2 separate regions of the Mus musculus genome follow, and region 2 is linked to region 1. Evidence: chromatin loops called from intact Hi-C (ENCODE). Cell type or tissue: gastrocnemius. All regions are shown on one strand. Links, peaks and the distances in the headings refer to the core of each region. The heading gives the core; the rest is flanking DNA.

Region 1 (8,331 bases), core at 6-8,005:
GCAGCCTGCCTCAAAGGTGTCAGGTACAGGGATCTGTCCTTAATGTGTCCAGCACTACATTAAGGGCTCTTCAGCGGAGACATAAGGGCAATGACCCTGGAATCCAATGCTATTATACACAGGCAGGGCCCCACCCCAAAAGCAAGCAGCAAACACAGGGAAAATCTGACACACCTGGGGACACCTCACGTGGACTTCGCCTAAGAGTAAACCGTGAGGAGGAAGGAGAAGTGCAATATGTTGAGACTGGTGTGGTGGCATGGGCTGTCATCCCAGCACTTGGGAGGTGAAGACAGAGGCTCCATCTTCCGTGGCAGCCGAGGTACATAGTAAGACAGCATGTGAGAATGGGGAGAAGGCTGGGTCAGGAAAGCACATGCCACAGAAGCACAAAGGCCTGGATTTGGACCCTTAGGACCCATGCCTAAAAAAAGAAAGAAAGAAAAAGCCAGCCATGGCCAAGTACATATTGGGGGAAATAGAGTCAGGTGGGTTCCTGGAGCTCTCTTACCAACCAGTCTAGCCAATCAGTAGCTCTGGGTTCAGTGAGACATTGTCTCAAAAGATAAGGTAGAGATGAGCATGATGGCACACACCTTTAATCCCAGCACTTGAAAAGATACAGGCAGATCTCTGTGAGTTCAAGGCCAAAGTGGTCTACTACGTTAGCCCTGTCTCAAAGAAACAAAACAAAACAAAACAAAAGGATAAGATGTGGAGTGATTAACAAAAAACAAAACAAAACAAAAAAAAAAGATGTAGAGTGATGGAGAAGACTCTCAACATAAACCTCTGGCCTCTATGTGGATGTATATTCATACCTGTAGAAACATACCACACATACGTACATGTCCACACATATCCAAATGCAAAGAGCCCACTGAATACACAGGTCGGGTCGCTGCAATCATACTGGAAGCCACTCAAGTAAAGAACCTCTAACATTTCCTCCCTTGCTGTCAACGGTCCTCCTCTCTGTAAAATTAACCATATATTAGTAGCACGCTACACTGACAGAGAGCACAGTAATTATCAGCATATAATTATCAGAATATAAACTGTCACTAAGTTTTCAAATCTTTCTGTGCAGGTGGCACAGCCATCTATCCCAAGATCTCCTCCATATCTCCATTGCCAGCTCTGGAGTCAATACAAAGCTCAAAGGGCAAAATAGAATCAACTTCAGCACCATGTTTCATGATTGTGTATTTCAGGCTGCCCTGGGTAGGAAGTCCTCCAAATTTCATTTGTTATCAACAATTTAATGACTTGTTCATTCCATCAACCATGAGTGATCAGCAAACAACACGGCCTGCTCATTTATCTACTCCAGTTTAATTTGAGTCCTTAAAATAAATGCTCATGCCTGCAATAAAGAACTGGATAGGATTGCCTGGAGACTGTTTTACAAATCTCTTCCTTGGCCACCTGCCTGCCAGCTTTGCCTGCTTGCCTGCCTGGCCTACCAAGGTCTGCCTCCCTTGAATCACCTAAAATGCAGGTCCTCTAAGGGTAGGTACATTTTTCAGCACTCATTCCCAGAACCTAACATGGCTCCAGGCTCTTACTGAACAAACAATAGAACATTAGTTTCAGGGGCTGGGGACACAGCTCAGTTGGTAAAGCCATGCAAGCATGATGATCCAAATTCAGATCCCTAGCACCCACACAAAAAAACAAGTACAGCAACATATACATGCTATAGTCCCAGAGCTGGGGAGGCAGAGAGAGCAGCAGCCCTAAGGCTTGCTGGCCAGCCAATCTAACTGACCCTGCAAGCTCCAAGAGAGACTCTGACTCAAAAAACAAAGTGGAGAGTGACTGAGGTGAACACACTGACTTTTGGTCTCTACACATAAGTACACACACATGCATAGAAATCTAAATACATATATATGCACACACCAACATGAACATGTATATATAACACACACACAACACCAAATGCCAAGCTTACTGGTGCCTACTTATAATTCCAATAATGAGAAGATGGAGACAGATTGATACCTGAGGATTGCTGGTTTGGCAGCATAGCCTACTTGGTGAGTTCTAGGCCAGTGAGGCCCTGTCTTAAAAAACTAGGTAGAGAGCACTAGATGAATGACATTCAAGATTGGTCTCTGGCCTCTAAATGTATCTACACATGTGTGCATGTTGTACACTTTGTATATGCTCACATAACACATACATACATACACACATATGTATTAACTTCATGAATATGCAAATGAACCATCCATCAGGGCTACTGGAATGGCACATCTCTCATGTGCACATGTTTCTGCATGCATGAACATCGAGAGACTACATGTAAACCTGCTAGTGGGAGCTGACTATCTCCTGCCACCAGTTACATGCTACTGAACTGCTATCCACCAAGGACCTCTTTTATCATCTGCAAATAACGCGCTAATATACAGAAGATTACCAATGAGCATTTAACAGGACGAAGGAAACAATGCATTCTGCAAAGTAAACTGTTAAAAGGGACAGCCAGGCCATTTCAGGCTGGAAAAATGGAGCATTAACTTAGCTAATCTGCATGAACATCAGGGCCTCCATGGAGGCCAGAAATGTGCTCTGTAAAGGTCATGTGCATAAACATGCACTGTAGAGAATGAAAACAGTTGTTCTGGGTTCTCAGACAAATAGAATCCCCACTGTATGGCAAGAGCAACTGTGGTGGGCATCTGCAGCCAAACACACAGGCTTTTGTACACCTGGCCTCTCACTGAGGACCATGGAGGGGTGGTGTCAGCCAGGCAGAAAGATCTAGGCCCCAGCCTCCTCCTGAATCATACACAGTAAAGGTCACAGGCAAAGCCTCTGGAGGTTTTGGTTGCTTCCTGATAAACTAGGAGCTTTAAGTTTGGTAATTCTACAAAAAGTTTCAAAAATTCACATCTACTGTACAGTGTGAGAAACTGTATCTTTCTTGTCTCTCTTTTTTTTTTTTTAAGAATTAATTAAAATATAGGTCAGGAGTAGAGTACTCACCTAGCCTGTTCAGGGCCTTGAGTTGCAAGGAAGGGAAGAGAGAAGGAGGAGGGGGAGGTAAAGAGGGGCATGATAGAAGAAGGAAGGAAAGAAGAATTAAGTTAGCTCACAAAATCCATCCATCATGCAGAAGTACTCCAACTGAAACATGTGTAAATCAGTATTAAAAGGCCTTGAGGGCTGGTGAGATGGCTCAGTGGGTAAGAGCACCCGATTGTTCTTCCGAAGGTCCGGAGTTCAAATCCCAGCAACCACATGGTGGCTCACAACCATCCGTAACAAGATCTGACTCCCTCTTCTGGAGTGTCTGAAGACAGCTACGGTGTATTTACATATAATAATAAATAAATCTTAAAAGAAAAAAAGAGGCCTTGAGTTTGAAAGAGAGCACATGAGAGGGATTAGAGGGACGAAAGGGAAAGGAAGCCATCAGGGCACTTTTAATACCAGCTCCAGGAGTCGACGCTGGCTTGTAATTAATACCTACACAGGATATGCAGGCACACACTCAAACCACAAAAGTAATCGGAAAATAAATTAAATAAATAAATATATAGCCACCACTGTCAGCCTTTGCTATATGAGAACCTGTTTCAAAACAAAACAACCATCAACCAACAACAACACTGAGGCTGAGGCAGGAGGATTGCTGTGATTCAAGGACAGCCTGAGCTAAAGAGTAGGGCCTTGTCTTGAGGAGGAGAAAAGGAAAAGGGAATGATGGAAATATCAAATTCTGATATTTATAGGGAACTGAAAATGGGAATGCTGAGTGCTGAATGATATAAGTTTGGGGATGATAATGATAGTGCAGTTGTTTTGATTATTTTGAACATCCTGTTTTGGAGATATACAATGAACTGTACACAATCAAATAAGATCTAATGATACCAGGATTTATTTCAAACTTAAGCCAAGTTGAGGATAAAATAGGTTGGCTAGAACAAGGCTGGCCACGGGTATGGAAATACTGAGGCTGTATAGTGAGCACAGAAGAACTTACTACACTCTGCCACTCGGGTGTGCATTTAAAATCTCTTATAACAGAAGTATAAGACAAAGTGCTAGAGGTGTAGCTCTGTGGTAAAACCCTTGCCTAGCATGAGCAAGGCATCTCTATCCCCAGCTCTTAAAAGAATTAGACAGACACAGAAAATAAATATTCTGATCCAAATTGTCCAAACTTCACTTGTCATCATGCCTTTGGAGCTGGGAACCTCAGGTGTGATATTTCTTTCTCAGCACACATAGAGGGCTTGTAATTGTAGAAAAATCCACTCGATGCCCTTACCTTCAGCCTGGTGAACATAGCCTGGCAATATGTAGGTGGGCATCACACCAGGATTAAGCCTGGCCTCTCATGTAAATCAGGTCACTAACCACTCAGGCAAAGGCAAGCCATGCCCTTTCACAGGCCAGTGTAAAGAAGGAAAGGAGTTATTCTGAGGCTGAGAGGCTGTGTTCTGCCTTCTCCAGTACCGCCTGGGCCTGAATGGATACCATTGCATGGGCAGGATGCCCAGCTGAAGGGCAATTAGTGGCTGGAAGGCCAGGTACACACACACAGCCTAGTCTCAAGAGCAAAGGGTGCTTAACAGAGCACACATTTCATCCACAGCATAGCTTAGTTCACCCTATAACCCTTCTAGAACTTGGGGTTGTGGAGATAGCTCAGTGCAAGCATGAGGACATAAGTTTGATTCCCCAGAACCCACATTAAATTTTTTTAAGTCAAGTATAGTGGCACATGCTTGCAGTCTCAGTGCTGAGAGGGCAGAAACAGAAGTACTACTCATGCTCACTGGCCAGCCACCATAGCTGAATCAATGGATTCCATGGAAAAATGGTCAGGTGTGCTATAGCATGCCTTTAATACCAACATTCAAGAGGCAATGGTAGGCAACTCTCTCCAAATTCCAGGACAGCCTACTGTACAGAGTGAATTCCAGGCTAGCTGAAGCTACATAATATGATTGTCTCAAAAAAGGGGGGGGGGAGTGAAAGACCCCTTCTCAAAAAGTAGAGAGAGTAACTGTGGAAGACACCTAAGATTGACCTCCAACCAGCCACACACACACACACACACACACACACAGAATTTAAGCAGTGACAGCAAGAGTTATCCTGACTGTCCTCATCATGCACCCCAAAGCCTAGAAAGTTGGCTAGCATATGGCCAAGTGATGTGAACAGCTAGCATGAATCCAGAGTTAGAGGAAAAGTCCCAAGGAAATGACTCACACTGGTAACGGAGATTACTGCTCTGGTGATTGACACAAGCCACCAGCCAGTCCAGGCATGTGAAAAATCTCCCACATGCTTCAAGGCCTAGCAGAACTACCAGCAAATTAGGACTGGTGTGGACTTGCTCTCTGCCCAGTCCCACTTCACCCTGCTTCTACAACAAGAGCCCCCAGCCTTCCACTTACCTAGCCAGGCTGGTCTCAAGGCCAGGGACAACATCCTACCCTGCCAGAGTACTATGCCTTGGGGATACAACTACCACCAATAAACAGCTGAGTGTGCCTGGCAGCTTATTACACTCAGATGACTACATTTCCACAAGTTTGGGGTGGCAATGGATTGCAAATCCAACACCTGTTACTGGCTCTTCATAGCTAGGCAGCTAAATGTGGAAAGAGATCTTCCCCGTCATAGATTCTGTTCCTCAGAGAAGTGACTATTGTGCAGTATTGTTTCAGATGATCAGCATGAGCCACATAGACACCACAGTGGGGACCAGGGATATGACCTGAAGCATATCACATGTTCAATAACCAAGGTGGCAAACTGGGGGAGTGGCTCAATAAAGTGCTTGCCTAGCATGTACAAAACCCTGGATTCTGTCCCCAGTATCTCATAAACTGGATATCAGGGCATATGCCAATAATTCCAGCACATGGGAGGTGGTGGCAGGAAGATCAGAAGCTTAAGAACATCCTTAGCTACATAGCAAATTAAAAGCCAGCCTGGGCTACGTGAGACCCTATTTCTAAAACAAACAAATAATGAAGGTGGTCACTGCCAAAGGAAAACATCCCAAGCTTCACTGCCAGCAGGGATGAGCAACACCGCTGACACTATCCCCTGCCTCCTCTATGCATGAGGCCAGGTGACTATGTCCACAGTTAGCATCAGTCAGAATCCCTCTCAGTCTAAGACACAAGATGCCCAAGTCAAGAAGAGTCTGTGCAGGTTGCCAGGCTGTCAATGAAGAAAACTAAAAGCTTGCAGGGCGGGGGCTGAGTGATAGAGCAGTACCTACCAAGTACAACCCTTATTCTGTCCCCATCATGGCAGCAACAAGAAGATACATGTTTAAATATTTATGAATACTGTGATGCCCTTTTCAAAGTCCAGGACTGGGGCTACAAATGTGACTGGACTGCTATGAGCCAATAAAAAGAAGGGAACAGCAGAGGGGTTCATGGCTCTAATCTTGCATACATTTGAAATCTTTCCAAGGAAATTTTTTCTTTCTAAATTATCTTCTACAATACCAACAGCAATGTTGTCTGTCTGCAGGGGAGTCTTTGTTACTGGTCCAGTCTAGTTGAGACCTTCACAAAAAAGTAGAGAGAGGGGTTTCATATTCATAGCACATGCCTGGAATGCAAGCACTTGGGAGGCAGAGGCAGGAAGATCTCCCCTATTTCAGAACCCCCCTGATCTATACAGTGAGTTCCAGGCCAGCAAGGGTTACAAAGTGAGACCCTGTCAAATGACCAAAAGAGATAAGTAAGTAAAAAGGAAAGGAGAGAAGAGGGGACAACCTCCTGCTCCTGTGTTAGACATGGTCCGAGAAACCTATGGCTATGCAAAAGACAAAGAAGGGCAGATCTGTGGCTCAGTGCAGAAAGCTCATTCAACAAGTTATCAAGTCAGCAGAGAAAACAAGCAGTGTCAGTATGAGACCATTAAATCAGCCTTCTGGCAGAAACCTCGATTTCCAAACGTTCTGATGACAGCTGGATCAAACCCGCCAATATCTGACAGTAATAAATACAGTTATTTGGGAAGAAAACACAGGGAGTGACCTTCCAGTCCACTGAAATATGCCAAATAAGGCGAGCTGCAAGCAGGAGGAAATGGAAAAGAACAGCTAATATTTGGCAAGCTTCCCTTATGATCAACAAATTAAAATGTTAAGGAAGCAATTTGTTGAGAAAAGATATTTTTAAAAGGAGCTGAATCATGCAGGTTCAGCCCCGGATATGGTCAATTGGTGATTTTAAGTCTAATTTTTTTTTTTAGGTTAATGCTTACAGCCTCCAGAAATGGCATTTAAGACATGGTGCAGTTAATCATAAACCTGTCTTCCTGCCATCTCAGGTGGAGAGGTGGGTGAAGAAAAGGCCACCTGCAGCCTTCCCAGAGTTGGCCTGCCTGAAGCTCTGGCTCTCCTGGCAGCAACTTTTACAGACAAGAGTTAAAGGAAAACACAGCCCACAGTGAGAGTCCACTCGACTTCAGTCATCAGCCATCTAACCTTCTGGGTAGAAAGTTTCAGCTGCGCCGAATCTCACCTGCACAAAGTCCAAGTGCAGTGATATGATAGCCGGGATATGTGAGCAGGAAACCATCCTCCTAACTAAAAAACCATCCCCAGGCCTGGCGTGCTGAGACATGCTTAGAATCCCAGTGGGAGGCAGAGGTGAGACTGAGTTTGAAGCCAGCCTGGACTCCATAGTAAGAGCTTAACTTTTTTTTAAAGAGGGTAGCAGTATCAGTGATTAAAGAGCTCTAACTGGTCTTCCAGAGGACCCAAGTTTAATTCCCAGCACTCATACAGCTCTTCACAACAGTCTATAACTTCAGTTCCAGAGGATCCGATGCCTTCTTCTGACTTTTGTGGGTTACCAGGCATACATGTAGTGCAAACATACAAGCAAACAAAATACCTATACATGGTGGCACAGAAGGGCCAAGGAAACAGCTTGCCTGGCAAGCATAAGGACCTGAGATCAGATCCTCAGCCCCACAGTAAAACTGGCCATGGCAGTACATGCCTATAACTCCAGAGCTGGAGGGGCAGAAACAAGTGGAGCTATAAAACTAATTGACAAGTGCCAGGCTCAGTGAAAGACAAATAAATAAATAATAAATAAATAAGGTAGAGAGTGACCAAAGATGTCAATCTCAGGCCTCCACATACCCACATACCCATACACGTAGACACATGTAAACACACATGAACAAGTATACAGACATGCACCACCCATACACAAAAAGCAAAAAGTACTATTCTCAATCTAAGAACCAAGCTATGTTGTTCACAACCAACCATTTACCCAGCACCTACTGGTGCTGAGACAAAGTCCAGATTTGCAGGGG
Region 2 (8,331 bases), core at 208-8,207, 57 kb before region 1:
ATATTTTGGCCATAGCTGACTTGAAGAAAACCACCAGTTTGCTTTGGAAAAGAACTAGTAGGGAAAGCTGGAAGGAGTCTCTGGGTCAATAAACACCTCTGCTTCCCTTCTCCAGCCTCTGGCACAGCACTTTCCCCTGCTGGAAGCTCTTTCAGAGACATGGCTAGAGAGTCTCTACAACAGGGAACCAGTGGCCCGGGGACAGGGAATGATGGGGAAATGAGCAGACAGTGCATTAGCAGTTGGAAGAAAACATCACACAGGGCCATAAATGTGTCTGCCATCCACAGCAACAGACACAGTGCTGCTTCAGGTCCTGGGCAGAAGTGGCACAGAGCTGAAACAAACTTGAGAAGCCCTGTATCTTGCCAGTGAATAAATCATAAATATCACCCCCTGAAACTTCTAAAAAAGACACATTTTGAATACAAATGAATGTTTCTCAGGCATTGCAGCCAGAATAAACACCTCTGTTGATCAAATAACAAGGAAAACCAAGTACTATAAGGAGAAAATCAGCACCAGGAAGCTGAGGCAGGAACATAGCAAGTCCAAAGCTACATGGAAGACCTTGTCTCAGAAAACCAAAACTGGGCAGGGAAAGAGTTTAGTGGGTACAGAGAGTGACATGAAAGCATGAGGATCTGAGCACAGAGCAGGGTGTGGCAGCACACATCTGTAATCCTAGCATCCCTACAGCAAGACAAGGAGAAACTCCAGGAATGCTGGACCCAGTCTGTTGTATGCAGGGCTAAATAACAAAAACCCCATCTAACACTGGAGGTTTTCATCTAAACTCTACTTGAACATGAATGTTCAGACACGTATACATTCATGTGTATACATGTACACACACACAGAAATTCAATGAAGTGTAATTCTGGCATTAGAGTGGCAGGAAGATCAAGAGTGTAAGGATAGACTGGGCTACAGAGCAAGGGTAAGGCCAGTCTGAGCTACATGCTAAGACCCCGTATACTAAAAAAAAAAAATAGAAAGTTAGCACATTCAAGGTTTTAATGCAACCCCCAGAATTGCAAAACAGGCTAAAACAATCCACAAAGAAAAAAAATCAAATAAGCTATTTTTAAAATAAACAAAATGATGTCAGATACTTTTAATCCCTACCTTTGGTGGTAGAAGGGCAAACTTCCCAATCTATCTACCAAGCTAACATATCGGCCATAGGGACCAGTTATACTCTGAACGTGCCCGACACAGGCCCATTGTTGGTTTGTGTTCTTGTTTTGTTTCCTTGAGATGGGGTTTTACCTAGGCTGACCTAGAGTGCCCCATCCTCCTGCCTCAGCCTCCCAAGTGCATCGATGGCAAGTGTGCAATGCTGAGCCAAGCTAGGACAATCTCAGGAACAATTGAGTGCATTTGTGCTTCAGAGTGAGGAGGCCATGCTTATAGGAAGGCTTCTCAGGGTGAGCTCAAGGGCTGAGGCAGGCTGGAGATGAAAACATCATTAACCAGTCAAGGTGTGGGGGACAGGAGGGGGGAACCCAAACAAAGCAAACTTCCTCACAAACCATACATGGCTTTTTAACAACCCATAAGTTACTTTTAAAACTTTTACACAAGAAAAGCAAGGACTTATTATTATTTTTGATTACTATTATGATGATTCAAAGCAGCAAAACTCTATCAAGTTTTTCTAAGTCATGATTAGAAGACATAATGTTTGGGGTTTGTTTTTGTCTTCTAGTGCTGGAGATGGGACCTAAGGCAAGGCAGGGGCTCTAGTGTTAAGCTGCCCTTCAGCCCTTCCCTGGGGATTCTAAGTAGGTGCTCCACCAGTAAACCACACCCCTAACTCCTCACTTGGGGGCGGGGAAATGCTCTGCTGAGCAATGTCCTCAGCAGAGGGAGGGAGGGAGGGGAAGGAGGGAAAGTAGGGAGAGAGAAGGATGGAAGGAAGGAGAAAAAGGAAAAACAGGAAGGAAGAGGAAGCAAAGAAGAAAGGAGAGGAGGAAGAAAGAAGGGAAAGAGGAAAAAGGAAAGAAAGAAGGAAGACAGGGAGAGGGAAAAGGGGGAGGATGAAATGTTCTGAGTCAATCTAAGGCAAATGCTCTGCTGAGCAATGTCCTCAGCCGATAATGGTTATTTTCCAATGCTTGGTTAAAAATTACAAAGTCTCAGCTGGAGTTGGATGGCACATACCTCCAATCCCAGCACTCAGAAGGCAGAGGCAAAAGGACCAAGAATTCAAGGTCATTTCTGGATGCCTTAGGAATTTGAATTCAGATGAAAGGAGGGAGGGAGGGGAAGGAGGGAAAGTAGGGAGAGAGAAGGATGGAAGGAAGGAGAAAAAGGAAAAACAGGAAGGAAGAGGAAGCAAAGAAGAAAGGAGAGGAGGAAGAAAGAAGGGAAAGAGGAAAAAGGAAAGAAAGAAGGAAGACAGGGAGAGGGAAAAGGGGGGAGGATGAAATGTTCTGAGTCAATCATAATTACATGAACAACTCTTGAGCATTCTATTCCTGTTTAAAACACAAGCACACATGTACACACGCATACACCAGTGAGTAGAGTCCGTGAATGGGTATATTTGCCTTCACTTTAGGACTGACGCTGTGGTCAACAGCTAAAACATTTTAAAACTATGAGAGCCATCTTTCTTCCTCTTGTAGCTACTGAGGATGAAAGCTGGGCCCTTAGCAAAGCTACTGTTCTACCATGGAACTGAGCTACGCCTGCCCTTCTTTACAAAGAAAACAGTAACCGGCCTTGCGGGGCTCTCCAGTCCAGCCTTGAAATCTTCATCTCCCGCCTCAGCTTCTGAGGCAAAGGGAATAAGAATTCAAGGCCATTTTTTGATTTCTTAGAAGTTTCAAATTGGGCTCTATGGGAGGAAAGGACATGGGGTTGGGGGCAGGGGAGGCAGGGGGCATGAAGATGTTCTACCATGTCTAACTACAGATTTAAGTTTTCCTTAATTTTTATTAATAGGGAGGGGGCAATGGCAAAGCACAAGTGTGAAAGTCCACTATGGGTTTTGGTGGTTGAATTTAATTCGAGAGACTTCTGTGGCAGATACTTTTACCTCCCCAACCATCCTCCTGGCCAGTGGTTGCTAGTATTCTACTCAGAGTGACGCACAGGAGTTCAATCTTAATATCGGAGTCATTGTCCTTCACCAAGTTTCATTTCAGAAGAAAGAAAACCATGAAGTGCATTGAGAAGTTCCTAACAGTTGAGAAGGGTAAGAGCATGACTTGATATTGTTTTCCAAGGCAAAATTCAAATTCAGGGCTAAGGAGAAGGCTCCCTGGGTAAGGGCAGCTGACATCCAAGTCTGATGCCCTGAATTCACTCCACAGGATCCACAGTGAAAGCAGAGAAACAGTCATGTGAACTCCATACGCACACTGTGGCTTATATGCACACGACTAATACTGTATAAAATTATATAAATACCCAGTTCATTATTAAAACAAAAAAACTAAACTAAAATGTCCACTTAAGTATAAATACAAAGGCTCTGTATTTTTTCAGTGCCCCCAGAACTTCTAGAACAACGCCTGCCAACTAAAACACCTACTATGAATTTAGTAATGGGTTACGCAAACATAAATTACAAGGCCAGACATTTTAAAAGGGAAAAAAGGTGATTTATTGACGCGCTGGAGACACGGCAGGATAGAAGCACTATTTCAATTTTCCACACAGTCCTCAGTGCTGCAGATGTGCTAATGCAAAAAGAATTTCAGAGTGAAATGGCTCTCGGCTCCCTGGTTCCTTCCATATCAATTCCTTTACTTAAAAAGGCTGGCTGGCATTCCCACACTTACATCCAAGACAATGAATACATGCTCAAGCACTTTTATCTGGCTATAAGTACAAATGGATTTGTTCAAACAGAGGAGGGGAGGGAAAAGGAGGGGAAGAAGGACAGAGGGAGGGGGTAGGGGGAAGGGAGAGAGAGAGGGAGGGAAAGAGAGAGGAGGGGGCGGGAAAGGAGAGATTAGTTTTCAAAATCTTTCAGCAAAAAGAGTACAGCTCCTGGTTTTCCGGCTGGAAGGAGCGAGCCCACACACTCTGGTCATCACTTGTCACTCTGCCCTGCCCTGGCCCTGTTTTAACCTCCCCTCTGAATCCTCACGAGCACATTCACTGATCCCTTTCCTCCTGCCTTCGGGTTACTATGAGAAACTGTATTTTCTTTCACAAGGCAAACACTTAAATCAGAAGCAAAGAGCAAGGGAGAGATAGTCCAATGGGTAAAAGTGCTGGCTGCCAAGCCTGATGACCTCAGCTTCATCCCTGGGACCCACGTGACAGAAGGAGAGAACTGACTCTTGGCCTCCACACATATGCCATGGTGCGCATGCATGCATGAACATACACAGGGCAATTTTAAAATGTTAAAAAAAAAAAAAGGTGAAATGCTGTTTGTGGGATGTTTATATACAAATTAAATAAGAATATTCTTGTCTTCAAATTTTAAATTCAAATCAATAGAAGCCAATGCCCTACTTCTCTGTCTAGGTCATGGGAACTGAACAGGGCTAAGCACATATTACACAGGAGAGATCTTCATGTTTCATTGCTTAGTCAGTGGCTGATAGCTTCACAAATGCCTGTCTTTCGAGACACAAAAAACTGGCTAACTGAGTTTCTCCCCAGGAGCTTGAAAATAACACATAGTGAAGTATGGTTTATAATACAAAAGGCATCTCTGTGTCACTACCTCATGTGCACATACATATTAGTATGTACTGTGTAGTTCCCAGATCTTTTGATTACATGAACACACCTGACCTCAGGGAAGCCGGCTTTGCCCAGCCCCATATTTCACACAAACCAAACAGCCAATAGACAGTAATGGCTTTCAGCTACTGATGACCTGGACCAAAGATGAAGAGACACTCCATCTTCCTCAGGGAACTGTCAGTGGTAGAAGGCTTGGAGCCGACCTTTCGCCCTGTCTTAATCACAGCCACCTATGATAACAGAGTGGGGTTTATTTTTATGCTCAGCTCCAGATGAAAATGATCAATCCTTCAATCTTGACTACTTTGTATCTGCACAATGAGCTGTGTAAGGGAAGGCCCTGTAAGTTTTCATGAGTCCCCTGAGCCCTACATGGAATTAAATTCACCTAAGAATATGATCTGCAATAATACTATCAAAACGCTGAACACTTCATTGAGTCTGTCCAAATGTACAAATTAAATGAAATCCCAATAAAAATTCATTTAAATTTTCATTAAAAAGTAGGAATTTTCAGAACCAGGCACTGTGGTCACACAGACCTCAAGCTACTTGAGAGTCTGAGGCAGAAGGATTACAAGTTCAAAGTCAGCCTAACTACAGAGCTAGCCTTAGCAACTTGGTGAGAAGTAGCTAAGTGATAGGGTACTTACCAACGATGCTAGTGTTTAACCCCAGAAGGTGGGGAGAAAACAGACCTGAGGGCCAGAGGGAGCTGGAGACTTAGCTCAGCGGTAGAGTACTCAGCTAGGATCCTGTCCCAGCACAAAAAAAGAAAAGAAACAAAGCTTTACAAAACAGAATTGGGAAGAAGACTGTAAGCTGGACAGCAGAGGATGAAGACCCAGACATAGCCCACATGGCACTGAAGAATGATGGGCCCGGGGCTCCTGATGCATCACACTCACCAAGGACATGAAAAGCACTGGAAGAATCCAAAGAGTACATGGCTTGGACAGTCCTGGGGCATCGATGAGGAATATGGTGGCTGATAGAGGACAAAGAAGTCAGATCAACTCACTGGGGGTAGATAAATTGGATGGCTGGTCACTAGTTATAGGAGGGACAAGGGGCTCTAATGGAAGAGGAGAAACTGAGGCCCTACTTGCCACCAATCACAGGAGAATGCCCAGGCTTGGGGCAGAAAGCAAAAGCTGGCATTATAGAAAGAGTCCAGAAGTTGCCCTGGTAACATCTACACAGAGGAGAGTTCCAAAATAAGATCCAGAACAGCTGGGGCTGTGTAGCTCAGCTGGTGGGGCACAGAGCCAGGCACTGTGGTTGCACAGACCTGTCATTTAAGCTACTTTAGGATCTGAGGCAGGAGGATTGCCTAAGGAAGCCCTTAGTTCCATTCCCTGAACCACAGAAACCGGTGAGGCAGTGTATGCCTGTTAATCCTAAGGCTTGGGATATGGAGGAAGAAGGAACTTTCTTGGCTACAAAGTTAAGTTCTAGGCCAGTCTTAGCTTAGTGAGACCCTGTCTCAAAAACTAATGAACAAACATAGCAGGATCTGGAATAGGAAAAAAAAAAAATATGTGGGAAAGAAAATGGGGGTGGGGGGGGGGGGCGGCAAGATAGAATGGGAATTCCCACTTGCCAAAAATAATTCAGTTCCATAAGACAGACAGCACAATAAGCAAGGGACATGCCTTGGCCTGGGAGATGTCCTTAAGGCAAACTCTCAAGAGATTTCAGACTGGAACCATCAGGGTCTCTACTTGTGGGTAAGGCATGGCAGCAAGTGATCTAACAAGGAAAATGAGCAAAGCTGTCAGAGGGGAAGACAGGAAAGTGTGAACAGGCCACTCAGAGTGAAAGGCAGTGTGCCAGTCAAGAGAAAGAAAAAATATCAAGTACACGAGGTTCCTGTTCACACTCATCTAGCAAGCACGGCTCAGTTAATGGAGAAAACCAGCGAGGTACTTTTAGAAGAAAAGGTTTGTTGAGCAGAAATGTTCATGCTCTGTACCTTAGGAATGCAATGCTCCCACCGTGTAACATGGAAGCTGGTGAGGGAAGATGTGGCCAGCACCAGCACCAAAGCTGGGCCTCTTTGCAGTAGCTGAGCTATCAAGTCAGAGGCACTAACCAAGCACACTTGCCATAGACCCTCTTTACAGTGCTCTACATGCAGTCAGCACAAAATTATAGTAGGGTTCCAAAAAGACTGATGGTCTAACTGATCAGATGTGAAACGGGAAGCAAAAGATATGTAGAGAATGCCATGAGAAGCAGTTCCAACTCTCCCCTAAATGCCCAGGGAAGTTCATGTGCTTGGAAGCAGGCAGCAGAGGGTGGTGATGTGGGACCAGGCAGCCTCAGCAGCAGGAGGAGGCTCTGGAGATCCATCCCACAAGGCAGCTGGCTCTGTGTACCCAGAAGGTGGCTGTGGGCTGCAAGACTGTGGAAGCACTCCCCAGGGACCCACGCTGGCACAGACCTAGGAAGGCTAGGCTAGATGTACAGTCTCTTGCCAGCTTTGCTGATTTGAGTAGGACATACAAAGCAAGTTAATGTCTTTTCTAGGTCTCGATTTTTTTCTGCCTGATTCAAACACTGTACCTATTGCAGAAACACATACTTAAAAGTGGATGGAGATGGGCATACAAATGCATACCAGTAATACCAGCACTGGGAGATAGAGGCAGGTTAACAATACAAGGTCACCCTTGGTTACATAGTGAGTTTGAGGCCAGCCTGGGTTACATGAGACCCTGTCTTTAAAAGAAAAAAAAAAGTATTTGGAAAAGAACTACATGAATAGATAGCTATTAATAAATGTCAACCGCTGTTATAAGCTGTCCCTGTCATATCCCTCAAGTTACCCAGAACCAGAAAGTAAATAAACTCTTCCTGGTGAACTCAGAGTTCTCACATAACAGGATCTGCAAAGATCTCCTAATACATGCAAATTCTGGAAAAGAAAAAACCTAAAAAGAGCTTGCCATGAATGTTGTGGGGAAAGACAGACAAAGAGAGAAAGAGCTGCAGAGAGAAACGAGCAGCAGAAGCTGGTGTGGTCTAAGTAAAATGTCACAGAGAAGTCACCTGATCGTTTAAAAGCTGTCAAATGAAAGGTGATGGGGCTTGATCAGGTTGCAAACCAAGTCAGTAGCAGCAGCACCATCAGAATGGAGCCCCAAATGTTCTGACTCCCATCTAAGATCTCCTTCAGGAACGCCAACTAGACCATGGCTACTAACCCACCAGGCTGAGTTTACTCATGTCTGTCAATCAGACCTGAGTCCATTTTTGTGAAACTGAGATTTGAAAGGTAAGATCAAAAGCCATTATTGGCCATTAGTTAGTCCATGGTGATCCAAATATATCCTACCACCTCATATACCTATAATCCTAGTTACTTGGAATGCTGAGGCAGGGGGATTGTAGGCTCAAGGCTAGCCTGAGCTATATTCCAAGGCCTTGCCTTAGAATACAAGTTTTAAAAAAAGAGATGTACCTGAGACAGAACACTTGCTTTGAATTCTCCAGCAAGGGGCTGGGTGTGTGGCTCTTAAGTACAGGGCTTGCCTAGAACCCTCCAGTGAGGGGCTGGGGCTGAGATTTAGTGGAGGAGTGTTTGCCTAGCACCCAGAAAGCCCTGTTTCA

What was found. Peaks named below come from ENCODE experiments on the same cell type or tissue, not always from the same donor. Only the 100,000 strongest peaks of a DNase experiment are listed, where the experiment ranks them.
Region 2: a loop joins it to region 1, with 2.1 times the contacts of the local background. A loop is called at or near these places in 1 of 42 quality-filtered maps.

What each region holds. Positions count from the first base shown.
Region 1 is chr5:136,526,625-136,534,955 of GRCm38, forward strand. The region is part of intron 1 of Cux1 (cut-like homeobox 1); the gene reads right to left. Among named protein-coding and RNA genes, the nearest start is that of Cux1, 37 kb to the right of the region's middle. In gastrocnemius, for the core only: no CTCF peak of the experiment used is centred there; a DNase peak (open chromatin) is centred at 4,492; H3K27ac peaks cover 6,138 bases.
Region 2 is chr5:136,469,369-136,477,699 of GRCm38, forward strand. All of the region lies in intron 2 of Cux1 (cut-like homeobox 1), which reads right to left. Among named protein-coding and RNA genes, the nearest start is that of Gm16599, 81 kb to the left of the region's middle. In gastrocnemius, for the core only: no CTCF peak of the experiment used is centred there; DNase peaks (open chromatin) are centred at 4,226, 5,970 and 7,139; H3K27ac peaks cover 2,129 bases.